Regions from separate parts of the Homo sapiens genome. Here region 1 is linked to region 2. A link is a contact called in ENCODE Hi-C or POLR2A ChIA-PET data. All regions are on one chromosome and are shown on one strand. Each heading gives the region's core, a stretch centred on a gene start or an enhancer-like site at or near the end of the contact. The rest is flanking DNA. Distances are from core to core; before and after follow the strand shown. Region 1 has its middle 25 kb from the start of RBFOX2. Region 2 holds the start of HMOX1 (heme oxygenase 1).

Evidence for each region. Hi-C counts contacts between places; a loop is a spot of excess contacts on that map. ChIA-PET counts read pairs that join two places held with the same protein, here RNA polymerase II (POLR2A).
Region 1: a loop to region 2 is called in a map of PC-9, with 4 times the contacts of the local background. The contact joins the enhancer-like site here to the promoter of HMOX1 in region 2. A Hi-C loop is called at or near these places in 1 of 168 maps with a recorded cell type or tissue (PC-9). POLR2A ChIA-PET finds 5 or more read pairs at or near these places in 5 of 52 experiments (Caco-2, H1, PC-9 and 2 more).

The regions. Positions count from the first base shown.
Region 1 is chr22:36,050,787-36,056,037 of GRCh38, forward strand. No RefSeq gene overlaps it. Among named protein-coding and RNA genes, the nearest start is that of RBFOX2, 25 kb to the left of the region's middle. RefSeq lists an enhancer at 1,240-2,439. Within about 2 kb of position 1,970, at least 4 of the 41 ENCODE cell types and tissues checked have a DNase peak (open chromatin) inside an H3K27ac peak, as active enhancers do; they include PC-9, where a contact is called at or near this core.
Region 2 is chr22:35,378,828-35,384,162 of GRCh38, forward strand. HMOX1 (heme oxygenase 1) reads left to right here and starts at 2,269. Exons shown (of 5, transcript NM_002133.3): 1 at 2,269-2,369; 2 at 4,279-4,399. The coding sequence starts at 2,347. RefSeq lists silencers at 1,990-2,069, 2,370-2,539.

The DNA of each region.
Region 1 (5,251 bases), core at 720-3,219, 670 kb after region 2:
CAGCCTGGCCAACATGGTGAAACCCTGTCTCTACTAAAAATTCAAAAATTAGCTGGGCGTGGTGGTGGGTGCCTGTAATCCCAGCTACTCAGGAGGCTGAGGCAGGAGAATTGCTTGAACCCAGGAGGCAGAGGTTGCAGTGAGCCAAGATAGTGCCATTGCACTCCAGCCTGGACAACAAGAGTGAAACTCATTCTCAAAAAAAAAAAAAAAAAAAAAAAAAATCTGATCTCTGAGTTGTCACTTAAAATCCCCTAATTTTTCCTAGATTTAAAGGTTTTTATTGTGAATTGAATCATAAATATATAAGAATTGATAGGCCAGGAAGTCAAGACCAGCCTGGGCAACAAAGCAAGACCCCATCTCTATAAATTAAAGCATAAAAATAAATAAATAAGAAATAAAAGGGGTGCAGTGGCTCATGCCTGTAATCCCAGTATTTGGGGGAGGGTGAGGCAGGAGGACTGCTTGAGATCAGGAGTTCAAGAACAGCTTGGACAACATAAGGAAACCCTGTCTCTCTCTCTCTCTCTTTTTTTTTTTTTGTTTGAGACAGAGTCTCGCTCTGTCACCCAGGCTGGAGTGCAGTGGCACAGTCTCCCTTCATTGTAACCTCTGCCTCCAGGGCTCAAGCGATTCTCCTGCCTCAGCCTCCCAAAGACCCTATCTCCATACAAAAATTAAAAAAAAATTAAAATAAAAATATTTCTAGCACTTAAAAATTCTACCATAGGCCCTCCAAGATAACATCACTTTCTAGTCCTACAAGGGTAACCTCTATTCAGATTTTAAAAATTAGTTCATTGGCTGGGGTGCGGTGGCTCATGCCTGTAGTCCCAGCACTTTTTGAGGCCAAGGCAGGCAGATCACCTGAGGTCAGGAGTAGAAGACCAGCCTGGCCAACATTGTGAAACCTCGTCTCTATTAAACATACAAAAATTAGTGGGCATGATGGTGGGTGCCTATAATCCCAGCTACTCGGGAGGCTGAGGCACGAGAATCGTGTAAATCCGGGAGGCGGAGATTGCAGTGAGCCGAGATCGTGCCGTTGCACTCCAGCCTGGGCAACAAGAGCGAAACTCCGTTTCAAACAAACAAACAAACAAACAAAAAATACAAAAATTATCCAGGTGTGGTGGTGGGTGCCTGTAGTCCCAGCTACTTGGGAGGCTGAGGCAGGAGAGTTGCATGAACCTGTGAGGCAGAGGTTGCAGTGAGCCAAGATCATGCCACTGCACTCCAGCCTGGGTGACAGAGCAAGACTGTCTCAAAAAAAAAAAGAAAAAATTTATTTATATTTTTGTAGAGAAAGGGTCTCACTATATTGCCCAGGCTGGTCTTGAACTCCTGGCCTCAAGTGATCCTCCAGTCTCAGCCTCCCAGAGTGCTGGGATTACAGGTGTGAGTCACTGAACCAGGGCTCTATTCTGATTTTTTAGTTAAACATTCCCTTGCACTCCTGTGCAGTTTTACTATCTATGTGTATCCATATCTTGTTTGGTTTTGGAAAACGAAGAAGCAAGCTCAAAACATGGTAAGTAAAAGGCAATATTGCTACTACTAGGTAAGGTTTCCTAGGAGAAAATGGGCCGAAAGTGTGGATCCACGGTCTGGCTCCAGCTGTCTGCAAGAGGGGCTTCCAGGGAAGTCCGTGGATATGGGGGCCTCTGAAAGAGCTGTAGGGTGAGCTGTGAACTGCAGTCTGGCAGAAAAACATTCAAGGAGAGGAGCCTGCTCCATTTTTTGGTTTGTTTGTTTGTTTCGCTTCTCCGCTCATTGGTCTATCTTCAGGTCTCTGGAGCGGGCCAAAGCTGAACACTAACACCAAGCTGAAACGCCTGCAGGGAGAATAGAAACTCTTCTAGCACCTGGTCAAGGCAAGTCAGCCCTAGACAACAGTTAAAACTCCACGTCTCTCAGCATTTTCTTCCTTGAACTCAAGCTAGGATCTTGGTGGTAACACCCAAACATGTCTGCCTATCTGCTGAGTCACAGGACTTCCTGGGGACTGGTTGGACTGGTTGCCCTCCCTCCACACTGTCTGGGGTATGACTGTCACTCTCTCATGTAGTAGACCTCTGGCTTACTGAACCCACATCTTCTCATTCCCTAATCTGTACTCTTTGTTTCAATGGAGCTTCTCCTCCTGTAGCTTGCCAAGAAAGCCTGCGTGGGAAAGTATTTTGAGATCTTAGATGTTTGGAAATTTTTATGTCTAAACATTTCAAATATTCATACCTGGTTAATACCTGCACTGATAATAGAATTTTACATTACAGATTACAGATCGTTTTCATTCCAACCTTTGACAGCATTGGGTCATCGTCTAGCCCTCAGTGTTGCTATGGGAATACTGAAGCTATTCTGATTCTGTGTTTCCCTCTCTGGAAGCTTATAGAATCTTCCTTTTTCCTCTCAGGATTCTGAAATTTCACAGCAACGTACCTTAACTTGGGTCTATTTTCATCCATCTTGCTCAGCACTTGTGAGGGTTCTTCAGTGTAGAAATATGCATTCTGCAAAATTTCTTGAGTTGATCATTAATGATTTCCTCCCCATTCTCTCTGTTCTCTTCTAGAACCCCTGTTATTCTGATGTTGGATCTCCCAGACTGGATTCCCTTCCTTTCTCTTCCCTTCCCTTCTCTTCTCTTCTCTTCCCTTCCCTTCCCTTCCCTTCTCCCTTCCCTTCCCCCTTGCCTTCCCTTCCCTTCCCTTCTCCCTTCCCCCTTCCCTTCCCTGCTTCTCCCTTCCCATCCCTTCTCCCTTCCCTTCCCATCTCTTCTCCCTTCTCCCTTCCCATCCCTTCTCCCTTCCCTTCTCCCTTCTCCCTTCCCATCCCTTCTCCCTTCCTTTCTCCCTTCCCTTCTCCCTTCCTTTCCCTTCCCATCCCTTCTGCCTTCCCTTCTCCCTTTTCCCTTCCTGTCCCTTCTCCCTTCCCTTCTCCCTTCCCTTCTCCTTTCCCTTCTCCCTTCCCTTCTCCCTTCCCCCTTCCCTCCTCCCTTCCCTTCTCCCTTCCCCCTTCCCTCCTCCCTTCCCTTCTCCCTTCCCTTCCCTTTCCTTCCCTTCCTTGACCTGCCCTTCCCTGCCCTTCCCTCCCCTCCACCTTTTATTTTCATTTATTTTCTTTTCTTTTCAGAGACAGGATCTCACTATGTTGCCCAGGCTAGTCTTGAACTCCTCCACTCAAGTCATCCTCCCACCTTGGCCTCCCAAGGTGTTGGGATTATAGGTGTGAGCCACCGCACCTGCCTTCTTTCCTATTTTCAGTCTCTTTGTCTTTGTTGCTCTAATTTCTCTTCTTTCTTTTGTTTTTTTGCTCTGTCACCCAGGCTGGAGTGCAGTGGTGAGATCATCTCCCTGCAGCCCCGAACTCCCGGGCTCAAGCGATCCTCCTATCTCAGTTTCCCAAGTAGCCAGGACTGCAGGTACATGCCACCATGCTTGGCTAACTTAAAATTATTATTATTTTTTTAGAGACAGGGCTTTTTTTTTTTCTGTTTTGTTTGTTTTTGGTTTTTGTTTGTTTGTTTTTTGACACGGAGTCTCGCTCTGTCACCCAGGCTGGAGTGCAGTGGCGTGATCTCAGCTCACTGCAAGCTCCACCTCCCAGGTTCACGCCATTCTCCTGCCTCAGCCTCCCTAGTAGCTGGGACTACAGGCGCCCGCCACCATGCCTGGCTAGTTTTTTTGTATTTTTAGTAGAGACGCGGTTTCACCATGTTAGCCAGGATGGTCTCTATCTGCTGATCTGCCTGCCTCAGCCTCCCAAAGTGATGGAATTACAGGTGTGAGCCACTGCGCCTGGCCAGAGAGAGGGCTTTTTTTATGTTGCCCAAGTTGGTCTTGAACTCCTGAGCTCAAGTGACCCTCTTGCCTCGGCCTCCCATAGTGCTGGGATTACAGGTATGAGCCACCGCACCCGGCCCTTGCTCTAATTTCTTCAGTGGTTCCTCAACTTGATCTTCCAACCCTTTTATTGATTTTTTAAAGCGTCAACAATCCTATCTTTAATTTCTAAAGCTCTTTCTAAATCTTTGAATGTTACCAAACGGAACCCTGTTTTTGTTTCAGTTGTGGGATGCAATAATCTTTTATCTCTCTAAAGACAAAATGATTTTTTTTTTTAACTCCATGCATGGTGTTTGGTGTCTGTTTCTTTTTTGTTTTTTGAGACAGAGTTTCACTGTTACCCAGACTGGAGTGCAGTGGTGCAATCTCAGCTCACTGCAACCTCCACCTCCCGGGTTCAAGCGATTCTCCTGCTGCAGCCTCCCAAGTAGCTGGGATTACAGGCACACACCACCAAGCCTGGCTAATTTTTGTATGTTTAGTAGAGATAGAGGTTTCACCATGTTGGCCAAGCTGGTCTCGAACTCCTGACCTCAGGTGATCTACCCGCCTCAGCCTCCCAAAGTGCTGGAATTACAGGCGTGAGACACCATACCAGATCCATGGTGTCTGTTTCTTCCTGGTTGCTTTGATCCTGTCTGGTCCTGTCTGTTTTGGTTTCTCTCTTCCATGTTCAAGGTTTTTCTTCAATGTGAGGTATTTCTTAGCTCTCTTCTCAATAAAAAGCTACAAAGTTAATTGGGAGCTTGAGCACCAGGCACCATCCACTCAAACTTTGCAGCAGGGTGGTCTGGGTGGCTATTTGCTGGGAAACCCAATCCAGTGTTCTTGTTTTCTCTTTAAGCTAGTCATCTTCCGGTCCTCTGCCTGGGGGGTAAGGGTTTGGTTGTCAGGGTCCCAGGAAACAAGCAGAGTGGCAGGCCTGGAAGGGTATGCGTATGGTGTTGCCACGTTCAACATTAAGATACATTTGACTCCTTTATCCCTGGCTTTTCTGAGCAGTACTCATGTCCTCAATGTGCCTGGCATCCCCCGATTCAGAGCAGCTTTGTTTTACCCTCTCCTGAGAATAATCTTCCAGACTTCCGCTGTGGGGGCGCGGGGGTGTGAGGTGGGAGGGGATCTAGGGGTCTAAGAGCTTCCTAAATAACTTCCCCCACCAGTCTTTCTTATTTTAGCACCACCATCACCCCCTTCACTCGCAGAGGGACCTGGCGCTGCCAGCTCTCTGTCTTTGGCAGAGTCTGTCCTGTCAATCGCATCCATGCTCAGCCTTCCCACGGCTGCCTGGGACTCATTTGTCAGGCTTTCCCAGGCCTGACAACCAGTGACCCCCCGTCCCTCCCCTCTTGTGGCCGTGCTTTCCCATCCTGCTTTTCTCAACATTGTGGGTTTATGTC
Region 2 (5,335 bases), core at 1,019-3,518:
GAGGCCTTAGGAGCTGCCTCAGAGTCAAGGTCCCTGTAAGCTTGTCTTGTTCCCCCGACAAGCACAGGGAGAGACGCTCTCTGGAATTTCCTTATCTGACCAAGAACACTTCTTTACAAAAGAAATGCAATTGTGTTAAGTCTTTTTTTCCTTTGAGACAGAGTCTCGCTCTTGTCACCCAGGCTGGAGTGCAGTGGCACTATCTTGGCTCACTGCAACCTCCTCCTCCTCCCGGGTTCAAGCGATTCTCCTGCCTCAGCCTCCCAAAGTGCTGGGATTACAGGTGTGAGCCACCGCGCCCGGCCAGTGTTAAGCCCTTTTTCTAGTAATCTCATCAAATATCCAGGAAAGATCAACCACTGGAGAGAGAAAGAGACTGGGAGTCATCACCAGACCCAGACAGATTTACCTGTTCTTCTGAGGACAGTGCCAAGAGATTACCTGGGGGACTTTATCTGCCTAGGACAACCTTTGTCCCTGTGCGGCTCCACCTCCACCTTCCCTTAAAGTCGGCCTTTCACCTCCAGGGCCATTCCTTCTTGCTAATGATTTACTGTCTTTCAAAAGAATTGTCTGCATTCCCTATCTCCCTTCTCCCCTATAAAAAAGGCTGGGTAGCCTCTGTACTCCACTGGGTTACAGGGTCACCATTCTTCCGTGATTACCCCATTACAATACATTTTTGTATGTCTTTTCTCCTCTTAACCTGACTTTTGTCGGTTGGTTTTCGGGGAACCTTCAGAGGAAGAAGGGGAATTTTTTTCAAGGCCCCTTAGCTCACCCTTGGGAGGATGATCCTTTCCAATACAATCTCAGAAGTGCCTCTGGGCTGTAGTGGCCCTAGGCTGAATTCCAGGAAGTTTTTTTTTTTTTTTTTTGTTTTTTTTTTTTTTTGAGGGACAGCGTCTTGTTCTGTTGCCCAGGTTAGAATACAGTAGCGTGGTCACAGCTCACTCCAGCCTCTACATCCCAGGCTCAAGTGAACCTCCAGCCTCAGCCTCCCAAGTAGCTGGGACCACAGGCATGTGCCACCATGCCCAGCTAATTTATTTTATATTTTGTAGAGACAGGGTCTCCCTATGTTGCCCAGGCCAGTCTCGAACTCAAAGCAATCTTCCCACCTCGACTGGGCTCAAAGCGCTCTTCCCACCTCAACCTCCCAAAGTACTGGGACTACAGGTGTGAGCTACCATGCCAGGCCTGAAAGCCATCTTAAAAAAAAAATCTTAGAATGAGAATCACAGTATTGGGAAAGGACTGTATGAATCATCTGGTCCATTCGTTTTGTCCTCTGGGTTCACCCAGTGACCCTATTTCCCCCGAGTTCTAAGGAGTCCACCTCATGCAGAATTGATTCAATAGGCGATCAGCAAGGGCCAGCTCTGCTCTGGGCCCTGAGCAGGCACTGAGTATAAGTCAGACCTGAATGTGCCTGGAAGAGTGTCCCACGCATTCCAGCAGGGAAGCAGTTTGTATGACAGGTGTCCCAGTCCAGGCGGATACCAGGTGCTGCCAGAGTGTGGAGGAGGCAGGCGGGGACTTAGTCTCCTCCCTGGGTTTGGACACTGGCATCCTGCTTTATGTGTGACACCACTGCACCCCTCTGAGCCTCGGTTTCCCCATCTGTAAAATAGAAGCGATCTACCCTCACAGGTCAGTTGTAGGGATGAACCATGAAAATACTAGAGTCTCTGTTTTTTGACAGGAACTCAAAAAACAGATCCTAAATGTACATTTAAAGAGGGTGTGAGGAGGCAAGCAGTCAGCAGAGGATTCCAGCAGGTGACATTTTAGGGAGCTGGAGACAGCAGAGCCTGGGGTTGCTAAGTTCCTGATGTTGCCCACCAGGCTATTGCTCTGAGCAGCGCTGCCTCCCAGCTTTCTGGAACCTTCTGGGACGCCTGGGGTGCATCAAGTCCCAAGGGGACAGGGAGCAGAAGGGGGGGCTCTGGAAGGAGCAAAATCACACCCAGAGCCTGCAGCTTCTCAGATTTCCTTAAAGGTTTTGTGTGTGTGTGTGTGTGTGTGTGTGTGTGTATGTGTGTGTGTGTGTGTGTGTGTGTGTGTTTTCTCTAAAAGTCCTATGGCCAGACTTTGTTTCCCAAGGGTCATATGACTGCTCCTCTCCACCCCACACTGGCCCGGGGCGGGCTGGGCGCGGGCCCCTGCGGGTGTTGCAACGCCCGGCCAGAAAGTGGGCATCAGCTGTTCCGCCTGGCCCACGTGACCCGCCGAGCATAAATGTGACCGGCCGCGGCTCCGGCAGTCAACGCCTGCCTCCTCTCGAGCGTCCTCAGCGCAGCCGCCGCCCGCGGAGCCAGCACGAACGAGCCCAGCACCGGCCGGATGGAGCGTCCGCAACCCGACAGGCAAGCGCGGGGCGCGGGACGCGGGACGGGCGCCTTTCTCTCCCAACCCTGCTTGCGTCCTAGCCCCACCCCGGGACACTGCCACACAGCGACAGAGCCCAGGAGCCAGAAACTTGGGCTCTGGAGTCAGGAGGTGCGGGGTTCTGATCCTGCCTGTGCCCGTAGGGTAGTTGGAGGGAGGAACGGTAATTTACATGCCTGGCACCCTGGTATGCGGTTGGTGACCAAGATGGGAGTGTCCCTAGAGTATCCAGTCTTTGAGGTAGCCAATTTTTTTTTTAATCCTACTTTCGAGGTGTGTTTGGAGTTGCTCTCTGCTGAATCTAGATCTCTGGGGCTCTGCCAGCCTGGGGGAGCATGCTTGGTTCTCTTGGTGGCATCTGTCCCTCACTAGCTACGGAGGACCTGAGCCAGACATCACCCTGGCTGCGGTGTTCCATGTCTCACAGATAGCCCAGTTCAGGGAGGCGACATGCCCAAGAGTGCTCAGTTAGCTGGTGTCAGAACTGGGCCTTGAACCTTGGTCTGCCCACCTCCAGGTCTCACTCATTCCCTTCTTTCAATAATTTGTTAGTATTTTTTTTTTTAACTCCTGGGCTTAAGCATCCTCCCACCTCAGCCTCCAGAGTAGCTGGGACTTACAGACATGTGCCATTTCTCCTGAGACTTTGACCAGCTGTGTTGTAGAACAGGGAAGCAGGGCAGGAGAAAAGGGAAAAATGACAATTCTGTGGGGAGGCAGGGATACGGACCCATGACAGAAATACTCCCAGAAAGACTTTTTCTTTGACTAAAGCAGACTTTCTCAGGCTTTTTAACCCTGACGCCTTCATGATGAGCATAACATGATAGGGGGTCATGAGATTTGCATCTGGAACTTTAACAAAATAACTGAATTAAATATTGGGTCTAAAAGCCAATCAAAGCAATTACAAACTTGGAGATGCCGGTTCATGGGGCTGCTGCTTCTTCCTGGGTTATGCTGTACCTCCTCCTCCTCTCCACTGCGAACTACCTGTACCAGGATTTCCCCCTTGGTTTGGGGGACTGTATTATTTAGTGTTTTAATGACTGAAGAGTGTTTACAAAGCTGCGAGAGCCACCATGCCCAGCCTGAATTTGTTTTTTGTTTTTTGTTTTTTTGTTTTTTTGCTTTTTTGCTTTTCTTTTTTTGAGATGGAGTGTTGCTCTGTTGCCCAGGCTGGAGTGCAGTGGCGCGATCTCGGCTCACTGCAACCTCTGCCTCCTGGGTTCAAGCGATTCTCCTGCCTCAGCCTCCCAAGTAGTTGGGATTACAGGCGCCCACTACCATGCCCGGCTATTTTTTTTTTTTTTTTTGTATTTTTAGTAGAGATAGGGTTTCACCATGTTGGCCAGGCTGGGCTCAAACTCCTGGCCTCAGGTGATCTGCCCGCCTCAGCCTCCCAAAGTGCTAGGATTACAGGCGTGAGCCACCATGCCTGGCCCTTTTTTTCTTTTTTTTTCTTTTTTTGAGATGGAGTCTCTCTGTCACCAAGTCTGGAGTGCAGTGGTGTGATCTCAGCTCACTGCAACCTCTGCCTCCGGGATTCAAGCAATTACAGGCATAATTGCTGGGATTACAGGCACCTGCCACCATGCCCGGCTAATTTTTGTATTTTTAGTAGAGACGGGGTTTCACCATGTTTGCCAGGCTGGTCTCGAACTCCTGACCTCAGGTGATCCACCTGCCTTGGCCTCCCAAAGCGCTGGGATTACAGGCGTGAGCCACCGTGCCCAGCCACAAGGCTGCATCTTAAAGCGATTGAGAACGTGGCCTGAATGAGGATGGGAGTCTCTTGAAGGCCTGCCCACAGGTGGGAGGCTCAGCAGTTGGGAAGGACCCCACCCCCAGCCAGCTTTGTGTTCACCTTTCCCATTTCCTCCTCAGCATGCCCCAGGATTTGTCAGAGGCCCTGAAGGAGGCCACCAAGGAGGTGCACACCCAGGCAGAGAATGCTGAGTTCATGAGGAACTTTCAGAAGGGCCAGGTGACCCGAGACGGCTTCAAGGTATGTGGCTTGGTGGGACTAGCCCTGGTGGAGGGTGTGGCAGGTGTGGGTGGACCCAAGGCTCAGACCAGTGGTTTAAGTGGGGATGCTGAGGGACCAGATGGGCATGTCCAATAGAATCATCTTAAAAATGATGACACTGAGGCTCAGAGAGGGAAGGTGAGTTACCCAAGGTCACACAGCAAGTTCAGCCTGCTCTGTAATGTTGTGGAGGGGCTGGGGCAGCAGTGCCGTTGACTGAGCACCGGTTCCATGTTGGGCATTTTGTACACGTGGTTTCTAATCTGTGCTTCAACCCTGACGAGAAAGATGAGGACTGGAAGGCTCAGAGAGGTTCAGTGACTAACAGAAGGTCACACAGCCAGTAAGTGGAAAAGGCTGAAATCAACCAAGACCGATTTCAGCCTTGTACTCCTTGTATTTCAGAGCTTGTACTCCTGATCTAACTCGAATTTGCCTCTGAAGATAAGGAATAATATAGGTTGGAGTCTTAACAGAACCCTTTTCTAACAGTGAGACTGAGGGTGCCTCATCTAATCTCCCTAAGCCACGTTTTCCCCATCTGTAAAAGAGTATTTCAACAGCAGGGTTTTCTTAAGCACCCACTATATGCCAGGTACTGATTTTGCTGTTTCCCAGCACTGTTGTGAAATTCATGCAAATAGAAGGAAAGCACTTGATGAAGAACCGGGAAGATACTGGGTGTTAAAACATCAGCGTGGGGAAGAGCTTGTTCAGGTTGAACAGAGGGTGTGGGGGTGGGGAGTAGGGAGCTATATCCCACCACCTTCATCCCAGTCCCTTTTGCAATCTGCACCCTCTGCCACCCCCTACTTCCAACATGAGACATGCTTTATTTATTTTATTTTATCTGAGACAGAGTCTCACTCTGTTGTCCGGGCTGGAGTGCAATGGCAAGATCTCGGTGCCCTGAAA